Linked DNA regions of Homo sapiens: region 2 is linked to region 1. Evidence: read pairs that join two places in POLR2A ChIA-PET (ENCODE). Cell type or tissue: Caco-2. All regions are shown on one strand. Each heading gives the region's core, and the rest is flanking DNA. Links, peaks and the distances in the headings are about the cores only. Region 1 holds the start of ANP32A-IT1 (ANP32A intronic transcript 1). Region 2 overlaps FEM1B (fem-1 homolog B).

Evidence for each region. Peaks named below come from ENCODE experiments on the same cell type or tissue, not always from the same donor. Only the 100,000 strongest peaks of a DNase experiment are listed, where the experiment ranks them.
Region 2: POLR2A ChIA-PET joins it to region 1 with 11 read pairs; 13 of 35 experiments call an interaction of 5 or more read pairs at or near these places.

What each region holds. Positions count from the first base shown.
Region 1 is chr15:68,803,125-68,811,710 of GRCh38, forward strand. All of the region lies in intron 1 of ANP32A (acidic nuclear phosphoprotein 32 family member A), which reads right to left. ANP32A-IT1 (ANP32A intronic transcript 1) reads right to left here and starts at 3,977. Exons shown (of 1, transcript NR_026808.1): 1 at 697-3,977. RefSeq lists an enhancer at 8,493-8,586. In Caco-2, for the core only: no CTCF peak of the experiment used is centred there; no DNase peak of the experiment used is centred there.
Region 2 is chr15:68,285,721-68,294,226 of GRCh38, forward strand. FEM1B (fem-1 homolog B) reads left to right here. Exons shown (of 2, transcript NM_015322.5): 2 at 3,887-8,506. The coding sequence ends at 5,522. Among named protein-coding and RNA genes, the nearest start is that of FEM1B, 12 kb to the left of the region's middle. RefSeq lists an enhancer at 1-269. In Caco-2, for the core only: no CTCF peak of the experiment used is centred there; no DNase peak of the experiment used is centred there.

The sequences.
Region 1 (8,586 bases), core at 63-8,062:
CATTCCGACACACAAGGGCCGCTCAGTGTGCCCCGGAAGCCATCTGACCTTTGTAGGCCAATCTCTGTCAGGAAATGGGTGGCCTTACCTACACCTCAGGGGTGTTTTAAAAGGTAAAAAAGATAATGCTTGCCAAGTACCTAGCAAGCAAGGACCACACAAAGCTCATGGCAGATACTCAATAAGGGGTAAGCCTCCTCTTGTCCCAGAATGGGTCTTAGTGATGGCAGCAGCAAGGTGTTCCAGGCAAAGGCACTGCATTGCCATGCCTGTTCCACAATGAGCAATTCTCTTTTCTTAGAGGAGTCTGGAATACACTGCTACTTATTTTTTAAAGCAGCACCTAAGCCCCTAATTATGTCTTAGCCTACTTTTATTGGAAAGCCATTTGCCTCTCTCCCACATTCCAGACCCTCTTCAATATCTCTGAGGCACCTGGGTATGCTTCTCACCTGCGTGCACAAGCCCTGGTGTTTGATGGAGTGTCAGAGCCACAGAGGAAACCCACACACATTTCTTAAGACCCTGGCACAGAAAGGCACAGGCAGGCACATGGAAAGTCGCTTTTACTAGGATACCCCTGAAAGTATTAAATAATAAATAGAAAAAAAATAGGACAAAAATCATTAAATCTCACACATATTGTTTGGTTTTATGTGCTCTATTTCACAAACTTTTTTTTTTTTTTTTTTTTTTGAGACGGAGTCTTGCTCTGTTGCCAGGCTGGAGTGCAGTGGCACAATCTCGGCTCACTACAACCTCCGCCTCCCAGGTTCAAGGGATTCTCCTGCCTCAGCCTCCTGAGTAGCTGGGATTACAGGCGTGCACCACCAAGCCCAGTTAATTTTTGTATTTTTAGTAGACATGGGGTTTCACTGTGTTGGCCAGGATGGTCTTGATCTCCTGACTTCATGATCCACCCACCTCGGCCTCCCAAAGTCCTGGGATTACAGGCATGAGCCACTGCGCCCGGCCCACAATAAAACATTTTTAAAAATCAGAACTTTTGGCATAATCTATTTCGCTTTCCCAGGAAAAGAAATGTAGCAGATTTTATAACAGAGAAGAGAAAGTAAAGTCAAGTCAAGAGTCTAAGGTATTTCCATATTATCATCAAAGTTGCCGGGAGAAGGTTGGGGGTCAAAGCTAAGATTCCAGGTTGGATGACCTGGTTTTGTATCCAAGCACAGCTCCTCAGTACTACCTGACCTTAGGTTGGTTACTTAACCTTTCTGAGCCTTGGTTCCCTCATTGGCAGAGTGAGCATAATTCCATTCATCCAGCAGCATTTCTGTATAGATTAAAGAATAAATATGGTGCCTGGCACATTGGCATGAACAAACAGTTAAAAACAAACAAAACACATTTTTAAAAAGATATTACTTTTTCTATTTAGTACAAAAATGAAAATCTAGTGTCTTCCCTTGTTTTCTGAGTCTCGCTCTGTGGCCAGGCTGGAGTGTAGTGGCACAATCTCGGTTCACTGCAACCTCTGATTCTCCTGCCTCAGCCTCCTGAGTAGCTGGGATTACAGGCGCCCACCACCACGCCCAATTAATTTTTGTATTTTTGTAGAGATGGGGTTTCACCATGTTGGCCAGGATGGTCTCGATCTCCTGGCCTCGTGATCCACCTGCCTCGACCTCCCAACGTGCTGAGATTGTAGGCGTGAGCCGCTGCACGCGGCTGTGTCTGCCTTTGAGAAGCTTCAAGAAAAACAGTGGGCATGAAATTATCCAGCCCTCATAATACTGGGAAACTATTTTCCTAACAGGCTAATTAATAAAGTCTTACTTCAGCCAGAAGCTCCTTTCAAATTGATGTAGGATTCCTGCTTTTAGATGAAATTATTGGCCAATTATAGCTCAGTCTGGTCCTTGGGAGAGGTGGGGTCTGCTGCTGTATTTGTGACCTCTGATTTAACTGTGGGCTTCTCTCTCCCTAAAATAAACCCTGGGGGCCCTGTGAGTCCTGCCTCACCATCTCTGGTCAGAGGCATCAGTAGGGTCTCTCCAGCCCCCATTCAAAAGCATCTAACCCCCTAAACCAGGTCCAGATGGAATCCAGAAAGTACAAATGGGGGTCCTCCAGGAAACACTGCTATTTCAGAAACACCAATGGAAATTCCACTCTGACAGTGACGGCAGCTGGTGGTACAAAATTGGGCGGTGTCTCCGCCTAGGCAGGAAAAACACCAGCTCCAGGCAGTCAGCCGTTGCCTTACCTGGAGGGCTGATCAACCGTCACAAATGTGTTTAAAATTTCTACCCCCTCCCCACACCCAGCCATGAGAAAATAAATGTATTATTGTTAATAAATGCAATTTGGAAGTCTAAATCTTTCAAAGGGCTGAGTCTTGAAGATAATAAAACACATTCTGGGATGAAAAGGCAGAGGGCTGGAGCCCAAGGCTGGTGTGAGCAGAGCAGTGGCCGGCTATTATACTTGTCCTTCTTGGGTTTAATTTCATCTTTCCCATGAATCATCCCATGAATTCACACCTTAAGCTCACTGGGCCTTAGCTTGTTTATTGGGAAGAGGACTTCTAGAGGTACTTCTAGATCAGATATCCTAAGTTCCAGCTCATGGGGTCAGAAGTCCAGTGTAAGGCACTTGAGTGCTCAAATGCCACCTCCTCAGAGAGGCCTTCCTGGACCACCCATCTCCTTTAACGCAGCCTTATGGGTCTTCATGGCACTCATCACACCAGCAGCCATGCCTTTGCTTGAAGGCTTACTACTGACTGTCTCCCCCAGCGGAACAGAAGCCCCACAAGAGCAGCATAGGTGATGTGTCTGTCTAGTTCCTAGAACAGAACCCAGTACAGAGTCGGCATTCATCAATGTGTGTGGAATGAATGAATGAATGATTAGCCAAGCCAAGGGTCAACCAGAAAGACAGGGATTCCAATCTTACACCTTCATTTGCTATCTGGGCACCTCTGGGTAAGCCACATAACCCCTCCACAGTATTGTGTATTTGCAGAAACCACCCCCATAACTCTGGTTAACATCAGACAGTAGTGGCCAAGTGCTGCTCACCATCAGGGACATTTGTGGCAGTAATAAGCCTCCTGGGGCTAATAAGCCATTGGTCGATACAAGTCTGGTTTCTGGTACAGTGGGTGCCTCTCAGACCAAGATGCACATCTTGCTGGAGTCTATGGCCACTGGTCAATCTCAGAGGCACATTCTCACTCCCATATCCAACCCTGCCACTCCTGATGATGAACACCGGCCGCTGAAACTGAAGGAAGACTCCTGAGTGCCTACACATGCCAACTGCCTGCCCTGAATGAAGTACCCTTCTGGCTTTAAGAGGGCAGTCAGCGTTCCATTTCCGCTCCCACTACTCCCACCCCAAAGAGCAACCCTGGAGGGCTCTCCTCTAGAAGCCTTCCCAGACTCACAGACCACACCTAAATGCAAAGACACACCAGTACTTTTAACCAAGACACAGAAAGGCATGTCTGCAACAGAGCCATAAACTAGACAAGGGCTAAAAAGAACAGAACTGCTCATTATGGCTTCAGGCCAACCTCTGCAGATAGGCTTCATCAGGCCTACCAGAGACAGCTGAAAGCTTCACAAAGTACAGGCCTGCCCAGTCTTCAGAGACCACAACCAGGGTACACCCAAATCTTCATGGGGAAAGGAAGACGTGCAGAAGTGGAAGGAACGCCTGGGTGGCTGTGAAGGCCAGTTTCTGACCCTCCATATGGAACAGCCCCCTGTGCCAGAACAGACAGGCTACTCCCACTGGCAGCCAGGCAAGAGGCTGGAGAACCACATCTGCCATCGTCACAGAGCTCTTCTATGTCCCCAGCTGCAGGAGAGTCACACTGGGCTCTGTACACCGTCAATGCTGCCCTCTGGCAGGGGGTATGGACATATAAAGGAGCACTGACCAGACAGAGAGAAAGCCACAGATGCACACCTAAGTGAGTGCTATTGGACTTGGCTGAGAGGCGAACGCTGCTGCGTGCCCTGGAAGTCCCCAGGACTTTTACCTTTATGTCACCTAGGTGGACACAGTTTGCTCCCTTTCTTCCAGTGAGTTGAGGAGGGCTTCCCAGAAAAGGGGACCTCTCAGGAGCTGTATGAATGAAAGATAAAGGACTGGGAGAGGCTGGCCCAGACTTCTGCAGCCAGAGGGGAGTTTAAAGGCAAGAAGGCTAGGGTCACGGAGCAACTGCTATGGGAAAGGTGAGCCAGCGCGACAGCCCCCACCCCAGAAGAGGCCCGGGGCAAGGGGATGCCTGCAGCTTGGCTGGTATTCCTCCCGCCCCACCTCCACAGAAAACGGGGGGGGGGGAGTCTCTCCTTTGCCCAGAGCCTCCCTGCCCCTCCCCTCCGCTTCACAGCTCCAGGCGAGGCCTCCTCCTGGGGCAGGCCGAGACAGCTCTTCTCAGACTTGCTCCCACCCCAGCAAGCACCTTCTGGAGAGGGGCTGACTCCACCCCACCCCCACCGCTGACCAAACAGCTCATTCAAGCCCTGACGGGTAGAATCTAACCTTCAGGGTCCGTCTACAACCCATACCTGGCATAAACGATATTTCTTTCCGTGCTAACAACAAGCTCTGGGAAGCAGGTTATTCACCGTTTCACAGATGTGGCAACTGAGGCTCAGTGAGGTGACCTGCCAACATCCTCAGGCTCAGCAGTTCTCAAGCACTACTGCCCACTGTACCTGACTGCCTGGGTCTGCGCCTGGGCCCCCGCCCTTTTACAAAAGGTCCACGGCCTCTCAAGAGCTGGACATGAAGGATGGGCCAAGTCCAGTCTTGATCGGTAATGCCCACTTGACACTCCCAGGAGCAGCATCCTGAGATACACGTAAATGAAAAATTCCAAGTGTGATGAGCAGAACGTGGTTGTGTGAACAATCCCATGGTGGTGGGGATGTGGGGGGCAGGTCAAGGAGCGGATCCCTGAACCCCAGCAGATTAAATCCTGCATCCTTCTTTCCTATTTCCTGGTTTCTCTGCTCCATTTTCCTCTAGTTTCCACTTAGTTACTTCTTCCTACCTGCTGTGAAGCTCTGCACCCTGCTCCATGGGGTGGTTCCCAACTGTGCTTTAGAGTCCCCTTTAGAGCTTTCTAAAAATACACGGACTGGGGCACCACCCTCAGAGACTGATTCAGTTCAGGCAGAGCCTGGGTATTGCTTCAGATGCTCCCCTGGCAGTTCTGATCCACAGCTGGGGTTGAAATCGGCTTTACTAACCACACACCTTCTTCCCTGCAGTGTATGTGCTATGCTCCATCACTCCAGCTCCACCACAGGAGCCAGGCACCACCATCCACTATAACCACTCTCTTCTCTCCTACCCAGCCCAGGATGCAAGGACTGGATTCAAGAAATTAAATTTGCTACAAAAATACTTACATAGCATTTATACAACTCCTTGTCTCATTCCCGATGCTGGGCACACAGGCCATATCAGTGGACTCCCCTCACCCGTCCATTCAGTTACACCACTTAGGCCTGCCCATGAAGCCAATGGCTAAGGTGACAGTTGGTTACATAAATTGAAGATGAGTCCCTCCTCCAGATGCATGGTCCCTGAAGAAATCTGAAAGTAATTCCTCTAAATTGAGAATGACAGGCCCTTGCCTCCACCCTATCACCCCCTGCACACGCACATGCATACACACGTAGTTCTCACGAATTCTACAGGAGGCAGCAGAATCCAGAAACCCAGCACTGGGCACTGCTGGCTGCAGAGTTCCAGCACAACTTTGCTGAAATCTCTCAGCAAACACACTCTGCGGGCCTCTCTCTTTCAAGCTTCACTGTGCACCTCTGTCTCTGCCCTTCCAGCCCACACATCCTGCCTCTTACTTGTTCCCCACTCCAAGATAACTAGGAGAAAGCCACCTTCCCACCCACCCTGAGTCTATGGCTGATGGAATCCTTATCGTAGCTACTTCCTGGCCTCTCAGGACATGGGCAGAGAGAACCCGGGGGTTTACCTCTGTGGGACCCCAGGGGTGACTGGAGGGGACTTTGGTGGATCTGTCCACACAGCCTAAACAAAGAGCACCAAGCTGACACACGGCAGTGGAGCCTTGATTCACCAAGGATCTCGGGCAAGCTAGCTTATTGTATTAAAGGGAGACTGTGAATGTCCCCTACCCCTACTCATCACACACTAGAGCTGGAGAGATCTTAACAAGCAGTGTCTAGGAAGGTATGAGCGTTTCTTTTACAGAGTGAACTTTAGTAACTGAATTTAAAATAAAACGAGCAATTAATTAGAACAGTAGTCTCTTATGTGGACTGCCCAAGCCAATCCACTGGGATGCAAGAATTTCAGGACTTTTTAGATGTTTAAATGTATCCTTTTTAATTTATATTTTTGGCGTTACATTTTATAATGTCCATATTTATAGGTAGTGTATGTGAATAATCCATAACTGCAAGGTAGACATACTGGGGCTCAGGTTCAAATTGTTTACTGATAAGGGATGTGATAATGAGAAAAACATGATGACCAGCGACCTAAGAAGTGTGCATCACCCACCCAGAGCAACTCCATCAGAAAGTCACACCAGCGGGCGTGGGGGTGCGGGTGTGAAGGTGTGCGCTTCGTTTCAGTGGCTTCGTGCTTGATGTACCAACCGGTAGGTGATGAAAGTGACAAGAAGGTATAAGTACCACAGATCCTTCACTCCATCAGTACTTCTAGAATGCTTACCATGTGCCAGGCACAGTGTGGAGCTCTGAAGACCACAATGATGAGCAAAAGCAAGTCCCTCAAATCGTGCAGTGCACCCATTAGGCAAGGGGACAGAGATGCTAATTAAACACTCATAATCTGGAATATGTAGTTACAAACTGAAGCACTCTGAGGGAAAAGTTCTGTAAGAGTTTTCTGGCAAAAGAACTAGATCTAAACCTGACGGAGGAGGCTGGAGATGGTAAAGATGACTAGATGCTAACTGGATACAGTGGCAATCTCAGTGTGGCACAGGTTTGCAGGAATGAGAGGCAGCCAGGGAGGCCCAGAGAGAGTGGGGCAAGGGAACAGATGACGGGAAGTGGCCAGACCATGCAGCACCTTGTTGGTCTTATTAAAGATTTGGGACTTTATCCTAGGAACAATGGTGAATTTTAAGTATGGGGTGACATTACATGTGTGTTTTGATAAGATCATTCTAGTTGAAGGTCACAGCATGGCTTCAAGAAGACTAGACTATGATACAGGGAGATCAGTGGCAAGCAACAGAGCATGTTTTAAACAGACAAGACTTGTGATGATGATGGATGGAAAGAGGATCATGAGTGTGTGTGTGTGGGCAGTGGTGGGCAAGGGACAGAGGACATGGGTTCCCTTTGGACTTAAGAGTAGGGCACTTTTGGAGCACCCAGGTGGAGACATCAGGTGGGTCTCAAGCTTACTCAAGCAGTAAACTTCAAACCTCAGAGAGCAGCACGCAGTACCTGCAGCTGTCAGTGAGGAAGGACAAATTTCCAACTGGAGAGAATACAGGATAAGAATGCCCAGCGCCCAAGTTTGACTAAGTCAATACTTCATGGCTAAACAGGAGAGCAACAGGACACCAGAAACTGAGCAGTGACTAGAGCCGTAGAAGATATACCAGAGAAAGGGAGAGCATCTATCATAAAGTCAAGAATGCTGAATCCCAGCCGGGCGCAGTGGCTCACGCCTGTAATCCCAGCACTTTGGGAGGCCGAGGCAGGCAGATCACTTGAGGTCAGGAGTTCGAGATCAGCCTAGCCAACATGGTGAAACCCCTTCTCTACTAAAAATAAAAAAGTTATCCGGGCGTGGTGGTGGACACCTGTAATCCCAGCTACTCGGGAGGCTGAGGCACGAGAATCGCTTGAACCCAGGAGGTCGAGGTTGCAGTGAGCTGAGATCAAGCCACTGCGCACTCCAACATGGGCCACAGAGTGAGACTCTGTCTGGGAAAAAAAAAAAAAAAAAAGAATGCTGAATCCCGCCACTGAGACATCATGCAAGATAAGAAATGAAGGCTGTTGGGATTCTTGGCACTATTTAGGAAGCAAACCAGACTTCACGTGGTGGAGTAAGAGAGGTGACAGGATGGAGAAGATAGACAATTCAGAAAGTTTAGGGAGTAGGGAGAAGAGTGGGATGGGCAGTAACTACAGCGCAACACGGGATCAATTAGAGTCTTTGCTTTAAGATGGGAGAAGCATCCCCAGCTGGAGAAGAATCCAAAGGACAGGAGTGGCTAGGTGCCCAGGAGGAACAAGGGAACTGAGGGAGGGATGGACAAGACAAGAAGACCACTGAACTGGGAGGGATTAAGGCAGGTTCAGCCTCACAACTACTTAAGAAACCAGGAGGTTTCCATTTTCTGTGAAGAGGACGTCCTGGCCGGGAGGGAAGGGGTGGAGGCCTGAAATAGCTGCTGAGGGCAGTAAGAAAAAGAGTTGCCCAGAAGAGGGACGAGTCACTTACCCTCAGTAGAAACTACCTAGAGTCCAATGTCAGGACTGTAGTGAATTCCTAGTGGGAAAAAGTAACTCCTGGTAACTTTGAATCTCTAGCTTCTAAACCTCCTTTCCCATTGAAAGAAAATGGTTACTT
Region 2 (8,506 bases), core at 1-8,000, 520 kb before region 1:
ACAGGATCTTGCTGTGTCGCGCAGGCTGGTCTTGAACTCTTAGGTTCAAACAGTCCTCTTCTTAGCCCCCCCGCAGTGCTGGGATTACAGGTGTGAGCCACTGCACCTGGCCACTTAATCGCTTTGTTTATAATGTTTTTTGATGAATGGAAGTTCTGGTTTTAATGAAATCCAATAAATACTTTCTTTTTCTTTAACGGTTAATGCTTTTTTTTTTTTTTGGTATTCTGTTCCAGAAATTGTGATCAACACTAAATTCATTAAGAATAGTCTATGGCTTTTTTTTTATTTTGAGAAGCTTTTCACACTATAGGTCTATACTGTGTCTCTAATTTTTGTATGTACTGTGAGGTAGGAATCAAGGTTAATTATTTTCCATATAGATTATCTTGTTGCTCCATAACTATTTATTAAAAAGACCATGTTTTCTACCTGAATTTCACTGGAGCCTTTGTCAGAAATCAAGGGATTCTGTATGTGTGAATCTATTTCTGGAGTTTTTTTTTTTTTTGGTCTGTTGATAATATTATTCTGTCCCCGTGCCAGCACTTATTTTAATTACTGTAGTTTGTCCTCTAACTTTATTTTTCTTGAAGATTATCTTGGTTGTTTGCATTTCCATATTCTTTTTTGAATTGGCCTGTCAGTTCTTTCTTTCTCTCCTTCCCATTTTAGAGAGAGGTTCTCGCACTGTTGCTCAGGCAAGAGTGCAGTGGCCTGATCATGGCTCATTGTAGCCTCGACCTCTTGGACTCACACACACACACACACACACACATATACCACACAACCTGCTAGGATTTTCATTTGGTTTATATCGAATCTATAGATCATTTTGAGGGAGAATCGACATCTTAACATTATAGAGTCTTCTGGATCATGAACATGGAATATTTTCCCATTTATTTAGATTTACTTATCTCAGGAGTGTTTTGTAGTTTTCAGTGTAGAAGTCTTGTGCATTTTTCATTAGATTTATTACTATTTATTGGTATTTTCTGATGCTGTTGCAAGTGTTATTTTTTGACAATAAATAAATGTTTATTGAACTTTACATAATCATGACAATAAAAACATAACAAAAAAATAACAAAAGTGAATTTTAATTAAACTGAATTGTTTGCAAAACATATAGTTGGCATCACTGATGTAGTGTCTTATTTTCTTGATTCATTCTTTTTTTTGAGATGGAGTTTTGCTCTTGTCACCCAGGCTGGATTGCAATGGTGCAATCTCAGCTCACTGCAACCTCTGCCTCCTGGGTTCAAGTGATTCTCCTGCCTCAGCCTCCTGCGTAGCTGGGATTACAAGCATGTGCCACCACCACTCCTGGCTAATTTTTGTATTATTGGTAGAGACGGGGTTTCACCATGTTGGCCAGGTTGGTCTCGAACTCCTGACCTCCGGTGATCCGCCTGCTTTGGCCTCCCAAAGTGCTGGGATTACAGGCATAAGCCACCGCACCCGGCCTGATTCATTCTTTAGTTAAAAAAAATCAATTAACAAATGCATTTTTAAAAATAAAAATTTGAAAAATAATTTTAGGAGGCTTCTGATCTTTTCTGAGGTATGTCTTACATACAGTAAAATGCAGAGGTCTTAAGTATGCAGTTTGGTGAGTTTTTTCCCTAAATATCCATGTGGCTGCTACCCAGATGAAAATGTAGGACATTTCCAGTACCTTCAAGTCTCTTCCCAGCCAGTCCTAGCCTCTTCTCTGTAGGTAGCCACTGTTACTGAGAGGGCTTTTGTTTATAAACATTTTGTGTCATTATTTGAAACTGAAGAAGTAATTGCTTAAATTATTATAAAATGAGTATTTTCAGTAGAAGTGATAAAGGGTATTGTTTTTTGTGGTGATGTTAACTGGGGTTAAACCATGATATTTATATGTCTTAGTCTGTTCTGTGGTGTTATAACAAAATACCTGACACTGTAATTTATGAACAGAAATTTATTTCTCATATTTCTGGAAGCTGGAATGTTCAAGATCAAGGTGCCAGTAGGTTCAGTTGTCTGGTGAGGGCCGCATCCTCCAGAGGGGAGGAATCCTGTGTCCTCACATGGTGGAAGGTGAAAAGGCAAGCCAGCGGAACGTTGCTAACGTCTCTTTTTTTTTTTTTTTTTTTTTTGAGATGAAGTTTTGCTCTGTTGCCCAGGCTGAGTGCAGTGGCACGATGTCAGCTCACGGCAACCTCTGCCTCCCAGGTTCAAGCAATTCTCTTGCCTCAGGCTCCTATCTGGGATTATAGGCGTGTGCCACCATGCCCGGCTAATTTCTGTATTTTTGGTAGAGATGGGGTTTCACCATGTTGGCCAGGCTCGTCTTGAACTCCTGACCTCAAGTGATCTGCCCACTTCAGCCTCCCAAAGTACTGAGATGATAGGCGTGAGCCACCATGCCAGGCCTAACGCCTCTTGTGTGTGGTCCTTAATTTCATTCACAAGTGGAGGAGCCCTCATGACCTAATCACCTCTTCAAGACATCACCTCTTAATGCTATTCACGTTTGGCAACACCTGAATTTTGGTGGGAACACATTCAAACTATAGCACCAGGAGCATTATTCTCTTTTCCACTTCATGGGGGATATAATTTGACCAGTGTTATAAGGTTGTATAGTGAGAAGCTCACTAGTGTGGTTTTTGGTGTGTATATTTAATTGCCCTAGTGAATATTCCTTTGATCAACCTTTCTTCTTAACACTTCCAAATGTACTTATTGCTTCTAGCACAGTAGACTGTCTCCAGCAAAAATCTACTTATCAGGTCTTTTGGTTAGTGGTAAGAAATTTAGAAATTAAGGTTGGGGAAAAATTGACAGTAGAAAGGTGGGAAAGATCAGACTCTAGCAATAGTCTAATTTTGTATGTTAAGTAGTGAATCTAGCACATATCAGATGTTTAGTAAGTAAGTGATAAGTATGAAGCCACAAGTCCAGTCATGTCAGAGAAGATATCTGCTTGGTTTTCCAAAAGTGCTAATTATTTCCTGCTGTTAGTATTTTTTTCCTGTAGTGGTTGATTGAGGAACACACAGACAAGCAGTATATGCACACACATATACATATACATTTTAAAACTTTTAAATTGGAGCATAACGTAACTTAGAGAAAAATGCACTAATTATAAATATATAAAAATTTCACAAAGTGAACATATTTGTTTACTAGAGTCCCCTTTGTGCTTTCTCCCATTTCACTACCTCTCCCCAAAAGTAACCAGTATCCTCACTTCTAACACTGCAGATAGGTATGTAAATGTAATAATATAATATGTGCTGTGTTCATCTGACTTCTTTTCTCAGCATCAGGTTTATGTTATCTGTTCATATTGTGTGTGGAGCAGTAATTATTTCATTCTCATTGCTGTAGTATAGTACTCAATTAGCTTAGGGGAAACTTACCTGCTTTATTTTTTTCTTCTTAAAGCAGTGTCTAACACAGCTTTAATGTAGGGTTGGGGTGGCTTTCATAATTGTCAGAAACTGCTTGCTACCTGGAGGCTACTGGGAAGGAGGAACATGCTGTTCTCCTAGTAACCAGTGAATCAACTTGGTGATGAAGAAGCTACCTCCACGCATTTCCTCTGTGCCTTCTGAAGTGTCTTTACTTTTGCTAGTAGAAAGTTCGTGATTTTTCAGGTTTGTTTTTTAGGGTTATATACTCTAGTAGTAACAGTAATAGCTAGCATATATTGAGCTTTATATTAGGTACAAGTACTATGCAAAGTGCTTTCCTTAAATTACCTGTTTTTATTTTCATGAGAACTGATGTTTTATTAATGTTCTGGAGAGTGAGGTCTTGGTCGGTGGGAGTGAATACATCCCTTAAACATATGTTAGGCTGTGGCCTCTGTTATCTAACTGCTTATTCTTTTCATGTGTAGGTATGTCATTGATGGTGCCACTGCTCTTTGGTGTGCAGCTGGAGCAGGACATTTTGAAGTTGTTAAACTTCTAGTCAGCCATGGAGCCAACGTGAACCATACCACAGTAACTAATTCAACCCCCCTGCGGGCAGCATGCTTTGATGGCAGACTGGACATTGTGAAATACTTGGTTGAAAATAATGCCAACATCAGCATTGCCAACAAATATGACAACACCTGCCTAATGATTGCGGCATATAAGGGACACACTGATGTGGTCAGATACCTTTTAGAACAACGTGCTGATCCCAATGCCAAAGCACATTGTGGAGCCACAGCATTGCACTTTGCAGCTGAAGCTGGGCACATAGATATTGTGAAAGAGCTGATAAAATGGCGTGCTGCTATAGTAGTGAATGGCCATGGGATGACGCCATTGAAAGTAGCTGCCGAAAGCTGTAAAGCTGATGTCGTAGAACTGTTACTCTCTCATGCTGATTGCGACCGAAGAAGTCGGATTGAAGCTTTGGAACTCTTGGGTGCCTCCTTTGCAAATGACCGTGAGAACTATGACATCATAAAGACATACCACTATCTATATTTAGCCATGTTAGAGAGGTTCCAAGATGGTGATAACATTCTCGAAAAAGAGGTTCTTCCACCAATCCATGCTTATGGGAATAGAACTGAATGTAGAAATCCTCAGGAACTGGAGTCCATTCGGCAAGACAGAGATGCTCTTCATATGGAAGGCCTTATAGTTCGGGAACGGATTTTAGGTGCTGACAATATTGATGTTTCTCATCCCATCATTTACAGAGGAGCTGTTTATGCGGATAATATGGAATTTGAGCAGTGTATCAAGTTGTGGCTTCATGCCCTGCACCTCAGACAAAAAGGTAACAGGAACACCCACAAGGATCTTCTTCGATTTGCTCAAGTTTTCTCACAAATGATACATTTGAATGAAACTGTGAAGGCCCCAGACATAGAATGTGTTTTGAGATGCAGTGTTTTGGAAATAGAACAAAGTATGAACAGAGTGAAAAATATTTCAGATGCTGATGTCCACAATGCTATGGACAATTATGAATGTAATCTCTATACCTTTCTGTATTTAGTGTGCATCTCTACCAAAACACAGTGCAGCGAAGAAGATCAGTGCAAAATTAACAAGCAGATCTACAACCTGATTCACCTTGATCCCAGAACTCGTGAAGGTTTCACCTTGCTGCATCTGGCTGTCAATTCCAATACTCCAGTTGATGATTTCCACACCAATGACGTCTGCAGCTTTCCAAATGCACTTGTCACAAAGCTCCTGCTGGACTGTGGTGCTGAGGTGAATGCCGTGGACAATGAGGGAAACAGTGCCCTTCATATTATCGTTCAGTACAACAGGCCCATCAGTGATTTTTTGACCTTGCACTCCATCATCATTAGCCTAGTTGAAGCCGGAGCTCACACTGACATGACGAATAAACAGAATAAGACTCCGCTAGACAAAAGTACAACTGGGGTATCTGAAATACTGCTTAAAACTCAAATGAAGATGAGTCTCAAGTGCCTGGCTGCCCGAGCAGTTCGGGCTAATGACATTAACTACCAAGACCAGATCCCCAGAACTCTTGAAGAGTTTGTTGGATTTCATTAAGTGACTGGATATGTAAAGTCGTTTAATGTGGTGCTAAAAAGTAAAGGACTTTTAATCACAGACAGTAGAATTATGTGTTCATAAATTCTGCTTTTCTTTCCACTACCCTTCCTCCCATCCCATCCTTCCTTAGTTCTGTATTTGTTTTTCTTGCCTCATGGTAATTGATTTCAGACAGACTTTAACAAAACCACATTGTTTTGGTGTAACTATAAGGTATTTGCATATTGGTTACCTATTTGTCTTTCTTTTTTTTAAAGGAACAGATATAAAATGTTTTGTTTATGTAACAAGGGACATTTATAATTTCAAGTTGATAATGTTTTAAACAGCTGCTTACAAAAGTATTTCTGTTAAGCCTATGTCAGCATGTTATCCATGCAGCAGTTTTGAGGATTTTATGAAGAAAAAGAGCTAAAAAGGAACATTAAGAGGAATGGGATATCCAGGTGTTCTGCACATGCCAAACTGCTGTAGATAGTTTACACTCTTCCATTATTTATACGGAGTGATGCAGCACATTTTAGCATTCAGGAGGATTTTTAAAAAATAGCTGCAGATTAATCTGGAAAATGTGCTAATTTAATAATAGTTACAAATTTATAAATTTAAATCCATTTGAAATTGTTGCATTATGCTGGGTAGTATATACAAAATGGTTATCATCTTAAACCAACTTTTCAGAGAATCTTGATGGACTCTGCCTTTAGGCTTGAATTCTTCAAAGTCTATTTTAATGAAATTTATCTAAATTGCAGCAGTCTATTTGATTCAGCTCATAGACATGTAAAAATTATGAATGCTGTTTTCTTATGAAACAAATTGTCACAGTGTAGTTATACATTCTATTTTTGTCCCCTTTTCCCTTTTTCTCCTGTATCTTTTAAAATTTGGAAACTACTTTTCCAGAAGGCATTATTTATGCCTCCCTAATAAGGTATTTTACTTATGACAGATGAAAAGGAACCAGGATATGTTTGAATTTTTTCACTTTCTTAGTCTGTGACAAGAAGTAGAAATATCACTAGTGTGGTATAGGAACTTACATGTTTTTTATGATGAAAATAATTCTCAATGCCACTTGAAAGGTAATTGTGTCTGAGAGCTGCAAATTTTTCAACCACAAAATGTCACTTATTCCTACAGGCTATACAGAGGTCTTTATGGTTTTTTTGTTTTGTTTTAATGGCAACATTGTAACTGTCAAACTAAAAGGGTATTCTGTGATTATCTTTTAAGCATTACAGAAATTCAAGTGAAAGTTATATGCTTATTTCTATTGATGTTAAAAATGATAATGAAAGCAAAATTAGCTGTATCTGTAATTTTCTCTCTAGTGCCAAATGAATGCCTTAGCTACTCATAGTGCATGGTACTGTAAGTGAAGACCTGTAGCTTTTTTTTTTTCTTTAATGAAAAGCATTATAATGATGTAGCAGCATCAGATATAAACTTAAAAAAAAAGGTTTCAATTAACATTTTATATATGGATAATGCTTTGTAAAGTGTAAGAGAAAGGTTGCAGTTGGATCAGTATAAAACAATGACCAAGCCAAAATCAGCACCCTAGGGCCTTAAATAAAATAGAGATACCCCACAAAATGAAATATTTTGAAGGATGGGAGGGGACAGAAGGGGGGACTATCCCCCAAGGATGCAAGATACTTTTTACAGTTGCTATCATTATACTTTGTCTTCTTGCTTCAGTTAGGAAGGTTTTGATGGTAAATTCTGTCATGGTAATAGATACCTATTTTCCTAACCTGAGATTTTACAAGGAAGGTTTTTAGGTTGGCTTAAATGGAGGTATTTATTTGAGTGAGCCCTAATTTGAAAATTACCAGACTTGATCCTCCTGGTATGAATCAAGGAAATACTGTACCTTGCTCTTAGCAACTCTCAGTGGCCTGAAAGAGAAAATGCACTTCTTCAAGGTGAGTGAATCATGCTTTTTCCACAGTTCAGATCAGACCCTTTATTTTTCAAACTACAAGGCCTGCTTATTGGACAGTCTAAGGAATAGCTTTGATACTTGGTATTCAGTTGGTTCCATTATTAATGTATATTATTTTTATTTAAACATCAAAACTTAAAATATCAGATAATGTTGCATGTTTTAAAAACACATTTCATCCCTTTGGCTACCCAGGACCAGCACTATTTAAGACACTGCTTATTTATAAAATGAGAATAATGATTATATGTACATATTCAGACATCAAAATTTAATGACATTCTATTTTGAGAAGGGAAGACAATGCTGAAGAAAGTAAAACTGTTGATTGAAATGCTGACAGGGTGGAGAACGAATTTGAAGACAGTGGAATAAACTATGAACTATGCTAATGGTAATTAGATTTTTTGTTTGTTTAGTATAGTGGTAAATTGTGTAGTATCTTGCTGAGAATCTAATTCTATCTTGTAAAATCAATCCAAATGTGTATTGTGAAACACCTGTATAAAATCATTTTTGAAATAAGTGATCTACATGCCTGTTTTTTTAAAATGTTTTTGGTAGAATTGTTTGAAAATATGTTTAGCCAGACCCTTCCCCAACTTAATTTTTTTTTAAAAAAGGAAAATAGGTAAGAAAATGATAGTTCTATATCTCAGCCCTCTGTGAACTCTAGGCTGTCTCCATTTTGCAGCCACTTTGGTCATTTGATGTTTACTATTGGTATACTTATGCTTTGAATTGTAAATCTTCATTGATGGTATTACAGATTCAACCAAAACTTCTCTGTCCTGTTCAGTAATTGTTATATAAATCTGGATGAGCTAGGGAGGCCCAGGTGGATGTTTTCATTCGCAAATCATGAGAAACTTAAGTGGGTTTTATGCACTTGATAGAGTTGGCAAAATTGAACTATGAAGTTAACTATTTAACTCAAGGAATGGGCGGCAAACCCATCCCCTCGATTGATAAAGAAGGGGAACATTTTTACATTAGAACTGACACTGAAAACATAGCTTTTTCAGTCCAC